Regions from separate parts of the Homo sapiens genome. Here region 2 is linked to region 1. Evidence: read pairs that join two places in POLR2A ChIA-PET (ENCODE). Cell type or tissue: Panc1. All regions are shown on one strand. Links, peaks and the distances in the headings refer to the core of each region. The heading gives the core; the rest is flanking DNA. Region 1 overlaps NTM (neurotrimin). Region 2 has its middle 6.1 kb from the start of ADAMTS15.

What was found. ChIA-PET counts read pairs that join two places held together with the same protein. Peaks named below come from ENCODE experiments on the same cell type or tissue, not always from the same donor. Only the 100,000 strongest peaks of a DNase experiment are listed, where the experiment ranks them.
Region 2: POLR2A ChIA-PET joins it to region 1 with 9 read pairs; 1 of 35 experiments calls an interaction of 5 or more read pairs at or near these places.

The regions. Positions count from the first base shown.
Region 1 is chr11:131,979,387-131,984,764 of GRCh38, reverse strand. The region is part of intron 2 of NTM (neurotrimin); the gene reads right to left. Among named protein-coding and RNA genes, the nearest start is that of NTM-AS3, 85 kb to the right of the region's middle. RefSeq lists an enhancer at 2,653-3,606. In Panc1, for the core only: no CTCF peak of the experiment used is centred there; a DNase peak (open chromatin) is centred at 3,143.
Region 2 is chr11:130,439,876-130,445,253 of GRCh38, reverse strand. No RefSeq gene overlaps it. Among named protein-coding and RNA genes, the nearest start is that of ADAMTS15, 6.1 kb to the left of the region's middle. In Panc1, for the core only: no CTCF peak of the experiment used is centred there; no DNase peak of the experiment used is centred there; H3K27ac peaks cover 308 bases.

The DNA.
Region 1 (5,378 bases), core at 167-5,166:
GTGGCAAATGGATCTGCCTGAAAATAAATAGGGAAGAAGCTTATGATACTTTTGACAGTTTTTGTGTAGCTGAAAAACTATGATTTTCCTTTAAAAGAGCCTGGAACTGTAAACCAACTGCCAAACACCCCAACATGCACTCACAGCAAATGGGCTAGATAATTCATTCAGCCCCCAAGTAGGGCGTACTCCACAATGACCACTTCAGATGTGGCCATGGAGGATGCTGAACAAAGAAGAACTATCCAGTGTGTGACGCCAGGGAGCCACCACTAACAATAGGTAAGAAATCTCCTCCTGGAGAACAGAATCAGAGTATAGATAAGAAGCTTCTCCACTGCCGGGGCAAAAATATCACCCATGAACCAGTAACTGCTGTGTATCTTCAATGCTTCCATTTTCCAAATAAGGTGTTTTACTGTGATAATCCCATCTTGCTACCCCATTTAAAAGGACTTTGGAATAAGGGGTGGCAATCTTTTCAGTTATACGTCAGTGATCCATAAACAGCCATGGCTGATCATGAAGAAAAAGGAGTAAATACCACCAGGTGAACTCGGACTTTGAGCTGAATGCAGTAATTGAATTGGATTTTGAGTAGTCTACCTTGGGGCTGTGTATTCTGAGTATGTGAAGAAGGGTACAAATGGATATTTACTTAAATGCCTACTGTAGCTATGATTGCTACCTGTACACCAAAATCTGTGTCTATTTTTTCTTGGCATTAATTAGGTTACATTCCTTTTCTTTGGCTCTACAGGCAGGTAGATCAAGTAATTTCATTCTAGCCAAAAGAATGTGAAAAAGTGATATATACCATATGACATTTAACAATCTCCCTTATGTATTCTTCTATATTCTGTCCTCTTCCTTTGGCTGGAAGCTAATGCTCAGGGAACTTTGGACGTCATGTGTTCAAGATGGCAGAGCCTTGGTTAGCCTGGATCCCTGAGTGACTACATGGAGCAGAGCCTCTCTCCTCAACAACAATCAGAAACATTCATTGTAGATTGTTGAGTGAGCAAGTCATAAATTTATATTGAGTCAACTCAGAGAATTTTATTTATATAATAGAAGATACAATATTATAGCCAGTCGTGGTGGCTCATGCCTGTAATACCAGCACTTTGGGAGGCCGAGGCAGGCAGATTACCTGAGGTCAGGAGTTCAAGACTAGCCCAGCCAACGTGGTGAAACCCCATCTCTAATAAAAATAAAAAAATTAGCTGGGTGTGGTAGCAGATGCCTGGAATCCCAGCTACTTGGGAGGCTGATGTAGGAGAATCGCTTGAACCCGGGAGGCAGAGGTTGCAGTGAGCCAAGATCACACCACTGCACTCTGGCCTAGGAGACAGAGCGAGACTCCATCTCAAAAAAAAAAAAAAAAAAAGATACAATTTTATACTCTCCATTTTAGAGAGGTGAAAAATGAGGTTTGTTATGTTTTTATTTTTAATAATTTACACAATTTAGAGAGGTTGGACTCAACCCTGTGTCTCCCCAACTCCAGCATCTCTTTTTGTGATGCCACAAATGCCACATTATCATTTGAGGATTGAAGGTACAATACAGGTTATTGAAAATGGGATCTACTGAGGTCAAGATAAACCAACCAATCTTTTCCTACTTTCAGATATTAGGCAGATTTGCTTTTGCCTCTTCTTTAGACAATGGGTGTTCTTCCATGTAGTATGACTAAAAAAAAAAAAAAATCATTTTCCTTTGAGTAGCTAAGGAAGCAGCCAGTAGTGTGTGAAGAAACTGAATCTGGGCATGCCCTGCAAGCTAATGAAATGACCCCTCCTCTCCCCAACTGCTGATTCCACTGGGATTCTTTAGGTAAATGAAAATCATAAGCCATTTGATCCTGAAAGTTTTTCTGCAGAAAGGCAAGACCAGGTCCTTTCTTTGTGTTAAATCTTGCCTTGATTAAATTGGCTTTTTTTCTTATCAAATTTCCAAAGCTCTGAGTTACTAACAAGGAAAGGTTTTAATAGGGTCCTAGATTTTAAAGCCAGTGGGCACCACAGCCTGAGTCCTTTATGACGTGTAATGAATAAAACAACCTAAATCACTGCTTTTTAAAGTTGTCTGTTTAAGAATTACAATAATTTTTCCCTTTATTCCACCCTGCCCCCCCTTTCATTTTATGTGTCTCCAGTGACACTTGCTTTAAAGGGCACATACACGGGACAGACCCAGAAACTCTGCTTTCCATAGGGGAGCACCCTGGCTGGAAGAAGCCAGAAGCCCCTCTCCCAGCTGCTCCTGAACTTTCAGGAGCAGCTGTGTCTGTTCCATGACCCTCCTTGTTTCCTCATCCCACCTCTCGTGTCTCTCCATTCCTGCCATCGCTGTCCCTTTCCCTTCTCCAGCTCCTTTCATCCTTGTTCTTGCCCCTTCTTTCTCTTTACATTCTTGCATTCCCTATGCCTTCTCTTGATCTTCGTAACAAAGAAACCCCACACTGGGGAGGGTTGCAAACTCTACTCCAATCAGGGCAAGTTCCTGTGCACAAAACAAACAAAAAGGAGCCTCCCTTCCCATGAGAACAGTGTGTTGCTGCCTCCAAGTCCCCCCTCCCTCCACCCCAGTATGTTTCTCATAGACTTTTCCCCTTGGGCAGATGGGCAACCTAGGAGATAATTTCAAACTGCACGGTTTCTTTTTTTTTCCTTTTAGTGTTTTTTGTTGTGTTGTTTTCTGTGGGTTTTTTTGTTTGCTTGTTTTCTCTCCTTTTCTTTTTTATTTTTGAGATGGAGTCCCGCTCTGTCACCCAGGCTGGAGTGCAGTGGTGCAATCTTGGCTCACTGCAACTTCCGCCTCCCAGGTTCAAGCAATTATCCTGCCTCAGCGTCCCAAGTAGCTGGGATTACAGGCACCTGACACCACGCCCAGCTAATGTTTGTATTTTTTAGTAGAGATGGGGTTTCGCCATGTTGACCACGCTGGTCTTGAACTCCTGACCTCAGGTGCTCCACCTGCCTCAGCCTCCCAATGTGCTGGGATTACAGGCATAAGCCACCGCACCAGGCCTGTTTTCTCTCCTTTCAAGGGCCCAAGAGCACATGCAAGGTTATCTGAATTGAACTACAATTTTCAAATTCTGCCCTAGCACAGAAATATTGGATATTGTAACAAGAGAGAAAATGATAAGACGATGTGTGTCCCCTACAGTCCTCTCTTGCCACAGACACACTACAGAGGTGTCTGGGAACACAGAGTAAGCAGAACGTTTCCATAAAAGTGCTTTATTTTAATCACTTAACAGCTTCATGCCAATGAATCATCCCTCAGTTGAGGACGACGTGCCTGCAGAGATTCATCAAGACTGCTCCAGCTCGTGATTGGAAAGGGAGAGAAAGAAATGCTGGGACATCCAGCTGTCACACAGCTAACCGGAAAGCCATGTGGTCAAACAGAGGCACATTGGAGCTCTTAGGTGGAAAAATGGGTGCCCACTTAAAAGCTACACAACCTGGAACACGGTGTCAGGACACTTTAATTCTTTCTCCTCCTGTCCTCATCTGGTAGCCTCATGCAATTCAGAGGAAACACAAAGCGGAGCATTCCCAAAGGGCTCACATTGTTTGGGATTTGTCCACGTTGACTCTTCAGGCTGCAGTTGCATTTGCTGGATACCTGCTATGTGCCAAATCTCATCTCCCTCCCTTCCATCAAAACAAACAAATCCCAATAGGGAGTAGTGAGGTTATAAAAGGATTACCTCATTTAAACTTATTATAAACACACATACACACACCCCACAGGTCCCAACTGCAGAACTATTAAATCAACTTGAAGTAATGACAGGTGGATAGGCAGATGGAACAAAGTACTTCCCATAAACATAGAGTCGGATTTGAACCCCTATCGCACAGCCAGGCAGGGGCTACTCACAAAGTTAACTCTCATTCCTCTTTGCCCTCATTACTCCCCATAACTTGCTCATCTTTCTGTTGTAGAATTGGTCACTCCGGATTGTACTTATTTGTTTAACTTCCTTTCTATCACCACACTGAGCATCTTAAGGGCCACATCAAAGCTTTTTCTATCAGTACACCCAGAGCTCAGCACAGCATTGGCACACTGTATGTGCTCAATAAATGCTTATGAATGAAAGAATATATGAATTAGTGGGGTAGACTCTCACTTGTTTTTGAAAGTGTGGTGAAAACTCACTCTATTTCTATGTACAACACTGCAAAATTCAGGTAATTGTTCATTTATTTTAGAATTCCTTAAGAAAATTCAATAAGTAAGCCATAATGAAATAATTTGGGGAATTTAAGAGATCAGTAGAGATCATTAAATTCAGTTTCCTGTCTTTAATTAAATTTTCCATTTCCAAGTGGGTGTTTGGCAAATACACATGGGTTTTATCTAGCAGGACCAATGGGATAATCACAACCAGGTTGAATTCTATTGGGCAATAAAAATTCAGCATCAATGGGGCTCTGTGGGGAGAAAATAAATCGGCCTTATTCTGAATATACCAGACATCATTTTGCTGAAAGCCGACTTAATGTTTCATATCTGGCTACCAATCCGGGAAAAATGACCAATTCCTATTCCAGAAACATGGGTGGAAGTAAATCAAGAATTCAAATAGTTAGTGATACCTTGAATTTTCCTTTGACATCCATTCCCTTCACTTCCCTACAGTTCTCATTCCTCTTTAATTACTCTTAAAATTGTAATCCATTTAGTTTCAAAACAGCAAGGAATCGTTGTGCATCTACAAGGTGCAGTTGGAACCTGACTCAGTTTACTCAGCAGCAATAATGTTATAAAGCCACCTTTCTATCACCTACCTGCCTATCTATATTAATTAATATGTGCAAAGAGCAAGGAGCTCCCTATAGAGAATGGCCCTACATATTCACAAAGGGCTATTATCATTAATTGCCAGTTAGTAATTAGATGTCACTAGTTCCATTATCATATCCATAGACTTGTGAATGCTTAAGCCATAATGTTGCCATTTCAAGTGTTGTCAAATGTGGATGTCAAATGTCTTTCAATGTCATGTCCTCTTTGGGGCAGGGAGAATGACATTGTAGTACCGCCTTTTGGGCAATTTTGAGTTAATAGTGAGGCAAGTGGCTCTCAAACAGCTTCAAACAATAACCCCTTATTGGATTACCAGACAATGAATTAATGGCCACTAAGAGACTGGCAGATCATATCTTAATTAAGCCCAGGCAGTTGAGAAGGCTCTGTGACTCCTTTTAATTGCATTTCCATAGCTCACATGGGCTGTACTTCACTTTGGCCAGAGGTTTGCCCAATTTTTGAATGCCAACATAGCAAAGCATCTTAAATCATCACTAAATGTTGCGAATGTAAACTAGTTTATCTAAACCTCAAGAAATTAC
Region 2 (5,378 bases), core at 200-5,199, 1.5 Mb after region 1:
AGTTTTCTGGGGCGTGTCCTCTCCCAGTTCTGCTCGGGAGCTTTCACATTGGCTCCCACGTCCCACTTCCATAACGGGACTCCACAACCGCCATGGAGTTCTCGCTTCTCCTGCCCTCCATGATCTTAACATCCCTGGAAAATAAAAAGCAACTCCCTGTCAATGTATGAAAATGAAAATTTTTTAAAAAGCAGCTCTTCCCCCAGAGGACGACTGGGGGTCTAAGCCATCTGTCAGATCTAAGACCCCCAGCTTGGCCTTTCTGTCCTTCGCCAACTAGGCTGGCCTCTTCACAGCCTCCAGGTCTCAGCCCAAGTACAGCCCCCTCAGAGGGGCCTTCCCAGACCGCCCAATCTGAGAAGTCCCAAGTCACAATCATGATTGCATGTTTTGTCTTGTCCACTAGCATTTACCTCTATCTCTCTATCTAAACCTATTTTGCTCACTTAGATCTTTTTTTTTTTTCTTGACTGACTTCCCTCCGTTAAAATGAGAGCAGGACCTTCCCCATCTCGTTCACTGTTATATCTCCCAGAGCCTGACACAGTGCTGGGCTCACAGGGGCGCTCCAAAGATACTGAGCAAATGAATCAACCCAATTCTAATCCAGCTTGGTCCCTTACAGTCTGTAAAATATTGGACAAGATACTTCATCTCCACAATGAAAATGTGGCTCTCTCATAGAGCGAGTGCCTGACATACTTCTCTCATAATTATGTATTTCTACATCTCTCTGACAAAAACCTTAGCCTGGCACCCTAGTTACCTAGCCCAGTACCCTAGTCACCTAACCCAATACCCCAGTCACCTAGCCTAGTACCCTAGTCACCTAGCCCACTACCTTCATCCCATAGGTGTGGCAGCTGAGGTCCAGAGAAAGGAAGTTACTTGCCTAAGGCTACCCAGCCAGTTTCTCTACTCATCTCATGAAATCGTTTCTCTTTACTCTTCATCTGAAAGCCTGGCCCTAGCTAAATTCATTAGCTTGAGTGCTCCTGCTCAGAAAGTGTTCTTTCAGCATGCGTATTTATGTGAGCCTTTCCTCCCATACAGAATGGCCTCTCAGCCTCATCCATGCCTGCCTATATAACCCTCACTTCCTATAGGAAGCCCCTTGACTTAACTCACACAGCTCTGGTTGCTCTTTTTTGTTAGTTCCTCTGGCATATATGCATCCCATTTCCAGCATAGGCAGAGTCCATTTGAACTCGCTTGCCCTTTGCTAATTGTGTGTTCATCCCTTTTCCCGAGACTGGGCTGCAGCCACACTTGTCTGGAAACTCATCAAAAGGAGGGCTTCCTTTCCTATTATACTAGTCTCCATGACAGTCCCCAGAGGAGGTGTTAACTTCCTGGTCAAGCCAGCTGGATGCGGCAGGTTCCAGGTAGAAGATCAACTCAAAAAGGTAACTCACAGAGGCCAGAAGGAGGCAGCCACAAGGATTAGGTTTGGATTTCACTTCTTTTTTTTTTTTTTTTTTTTTTTTTTGAGACAGAGTCTTGCTCTGTCGCCCAGGCTAGAGTGCAGTGGCGCAATCTCAGCTCACTGCAACCTCCGCCCCCTGGGTTCAAGCGATTCTTCTGCCTCAGCCTCTCAAGTAGCTGGGATTACAGGTGCCCGCCACCATGCCCAGCTAATTTTTGTATTTTTAGTAAAGACGGGGTTTCACCATCTTGGCCAGGCTGGTCTCGAACTCCTAACCTTGTGATCCACTCGCCTTGGCCTCCCAAAGTGCTGGGATTACAGGCATGAGCCATCGCGCCCGGCAGATTTCTTCATCACGGGATGAAGTCATCACAGAAGTCATCACAGGATGACTTCTGCCTACCTGTGAAATTGGGCATCCTGGAGGATCTCTTCAAAACAGGAGAAAATAATTAAGGAGAAAAACGGGGTGGAGGGACAAGCACTATGATCTGGGCAAGATTTTAATGGGCAGGGAAATGACTTAGGAAAGTCTCCCAATTCCCCAGATTAGCTATTCTAAATCATTGGCCTACCATGTTAGGACTTAAATCGGTTTTTACACAGCAGCATGAAAACAGATGTACAAATTTATCATGTTTTGAGCTTAGGACTTGATCATTCTTTACCAAAGATCCCTAAAAATCCCAGATGCGTTTAATCTGCTCCTCTTGGAATCTGTGCCACAGAGGTGGGCAAAGCAGGCAAAGTATAGAAAGGCACAGGCTTCAGGAAGCCCCCGGGAAGGCCCAGCGAGTGTTAAATGACTGAGCTGCCATCATCCACTGGCTTCCACAACTGCTGGAGCTCTTGGCTGGTCTTCTCCCAGATGCAGAGACAGCTGAAGCAGCTGGAGATTCATCTAAGGCCCCATGAATTACAGCCCTGGCCTGAGTTCATTCTTCATTACTCAGAGGAAATATTTAACTCTGTTTTTTCCCTCTCAGCCACCCACTCTGTTTTTGACTCTGGGGCTAAGCGTTTAAGTAGAAGTCTCTCTGGTGCTAACTCCTGTATTTGTTCTCTTGGATGCTAGGAAATTAGAGCAAAGGGTCTTGATGTGGCTTGGACAAACTCAACAAACAATAGTTCCAGGCTGCCTCCTTTCACCCTGAATCCCCCTTAGACAGTCTTAAATAACAGCTACCCCCCTGAAATCTAGGGCTCCCTGATTCAATCATTTATTTTATAGATTTACACACACGCCCCAGGACAAATTACTTTGGAGCTCTTGGCTATTCTGCGTATAGCTGCACCTTTAGCTTTTAGGCTGGTTGAAGGAGAATGCCTAAAATAGAGATGAGATGGATGCTAAATCCTCAACTCCTATCTAGGGATTTAGAAAGCAATTAGTTTTTCCTGCCAAAAAGCTTCTATCTCCTCTACTCTTCCCAGTATGCCCCTTTTCCCACCGTCAACAAAGAGTAGCTTCAAGATTGAGCTTGACCTTGAGCCTCAGGCCTCCACCCCATCTCTAGCAAAGGACCACCTCCGGGCTCCTGCAACCCAGATGAGGTCCCAACACAAAATTGATTGCTCTCCCAGGTAGCATGGTTTCTTCCATTAGCTCATCCTCCCTCCTAATAAAAATACTTGACATATACAAAATACCATATGACTTGTAAATAAGTTGATATATATTATCATTCCATCCTTACAAAAATACTCAGGGAGGGGAGCGATGGGACAGGAGTTATTAACATCTCCTTTTTGAGTAAGAAGAACTAAGACTCAGAGTTTAAGTGACTCAACAAAGATCACCTTATCCCTGAGCAGCAGATGTATAACTGAAACACTCCTCTCCTGTTAAATTCCAGCCCTGGGGACTCCTCTGACCTCAGCTGCCTTTCTTCTGGTAAGACCATCCTATTTCCATTTTTCATTTTCCCATTCTGACTCATACCATGGGTGTACCCCAGTATCATACACTTCCAGCCACACTCAGCTCTCCCCCGTCTTCCTCCCCTACACATACTCCTTCTCACACTCCTTGAACACATGCTCACAAGCTAGTTGAAATAGAATTCATGAGAATCCAATGAGTTGCCTTTAAGCTGAGCCTACTCTGGGTCAACAATTAGCTTAATGGCCCTAAAGTGACTTGGCCCACTGTCTTTGGAGCTTCAACAAGAAGCCACGGAAAACACCCATGGAGTATTTTTCCCACTGCGTTCATTTTTACTTTGCTGCCTGTGCACTATGGCATGGATAGGGTTTGGATCTCTGTCCCCACCCAAATCTCATGTCAAATGGTAATTCCCAGTGTTGCAGGTGGGGCCTGGTGGGAGGTGATTGAATCACGGGGGCGGGTTTCCCACTTGGGCTGATCTTGTGACAGTGAGTGAGTTCCTGTGAGAGCTGCCTGTTTGAAAGTGCCTGGCACCTCCCGCTTCTCTGTCCCTTGCTCCTGCTCTGGCCACATGATGTATGTGCTTCCCTTTCACATTCCACCATGAGTGTAAGTTTTCTGAGGCCTCCCCAGAAGCAGAGCAGATGCCAGCATCATACTTCCTGTATATTCTGTGGGACCGTGAGCCAATTAAACCTCTTTTTCTTTATAAATTACCCAGTCTCAGGTATTTCTTTACAGCAATGAGAGAACAGACTAATACAGACACTAAAGGAACTCAGCTCACTGGATATTAACATAGATCACGTGGGCTCTAATGCAGCAATCCTTAACCATCCGGATCCTTGGAGAATGCCACAAACACTGTGAAACCTCCTCCCTGACAAACACCCAGGCACATGCACACGCAAAATTCTGCCCACAATTTTGGGAGATTTGCAGCCTCTCAGAAGTTCATTCTTTAACTCCCAGAGGCTTAGAAAGACCTGCCCATGCCCAAAGAGGAGGAAAAGTTTCTTCTCTCACTGGGAGTAAGTTGTGAAAACACTTGAAAATCAAAAAGACCATGCCAGGACCTGAGCCTAACATACCAGCCCTTGTATGACTGAGAGGTCAAGAGCAAGGATCAGTCTAACTCACTGCCAGAATTGCAGGTCAGCAAGCCAGGGCCCAGTCCCGGCCCTATTTGAGGTTGCTTTATTTTGGGGTGCTAGTTAAATGCTTCCTGGAGTTTTGAATCCCCTACTTACAGAAAGAGTAAGAACGGTCTCATTATCATTAGTAATGACACATTGAGCCCACAGACTGAATAACATTATTTAGGACTCTTGTAATCAGAAAGTATGATACAGTTCCCGTTGCAGGAGCCTGCAATTTATTTGATTTGTTCTGCCAAGAAAAACTGAGGGGAGCTGCAGGCTCTTACTTTCTTCATCTAGGTGAATTTAGGGGGTAGGCAAGTAGCCTGTGGAAACCCAGAGGCAGCAGCCCCTTGTGGTTTACACCCTACTGTCAATTCTCTCCCCCAGCATGCCCGTCTCCCCTGCACCCTCTCCAGTCCCTGTCTGGCCTCCCCCACGCCATGCTTTCTGCTGCTCTCTCTAATTCTTCTCATGCGTCCTCACTCCCATCTCTCAAAATTTGCTACCAGCGTCTTCATTTATCCTAAGGTGAAAATAGCTGATAAAAAGCACATGCACATCAACTGATTCCGTGTACTCACCCTGCTGTCATCCACCAGGCTTCTTTCTGAGCCCAACAGAGCCAGGATGGGAGGACTTCCATTCAGCAAGCTCTCAACCTCAAATTTTTCATCTGGCATCTCATTTAGAAATGTTGTGTGGAATGCTTAGCTCATCTGGCCCTCTCTTTTACCAATGGTCAACGCACATCGCCTCACTTCAGACGGAATGTGTTTCACTCCAGCAGTGGGAGGTGAGTAGGCAATGGGAATGAGCATCACGGCCAGTCAACAAGGCAGCATGGGCCCAAGAGGCAGGTGCACTTTACAACTGAGCCTCCAGGAACCTGATATGCACGAGGCTTATAGATGTGAGTTTTCTC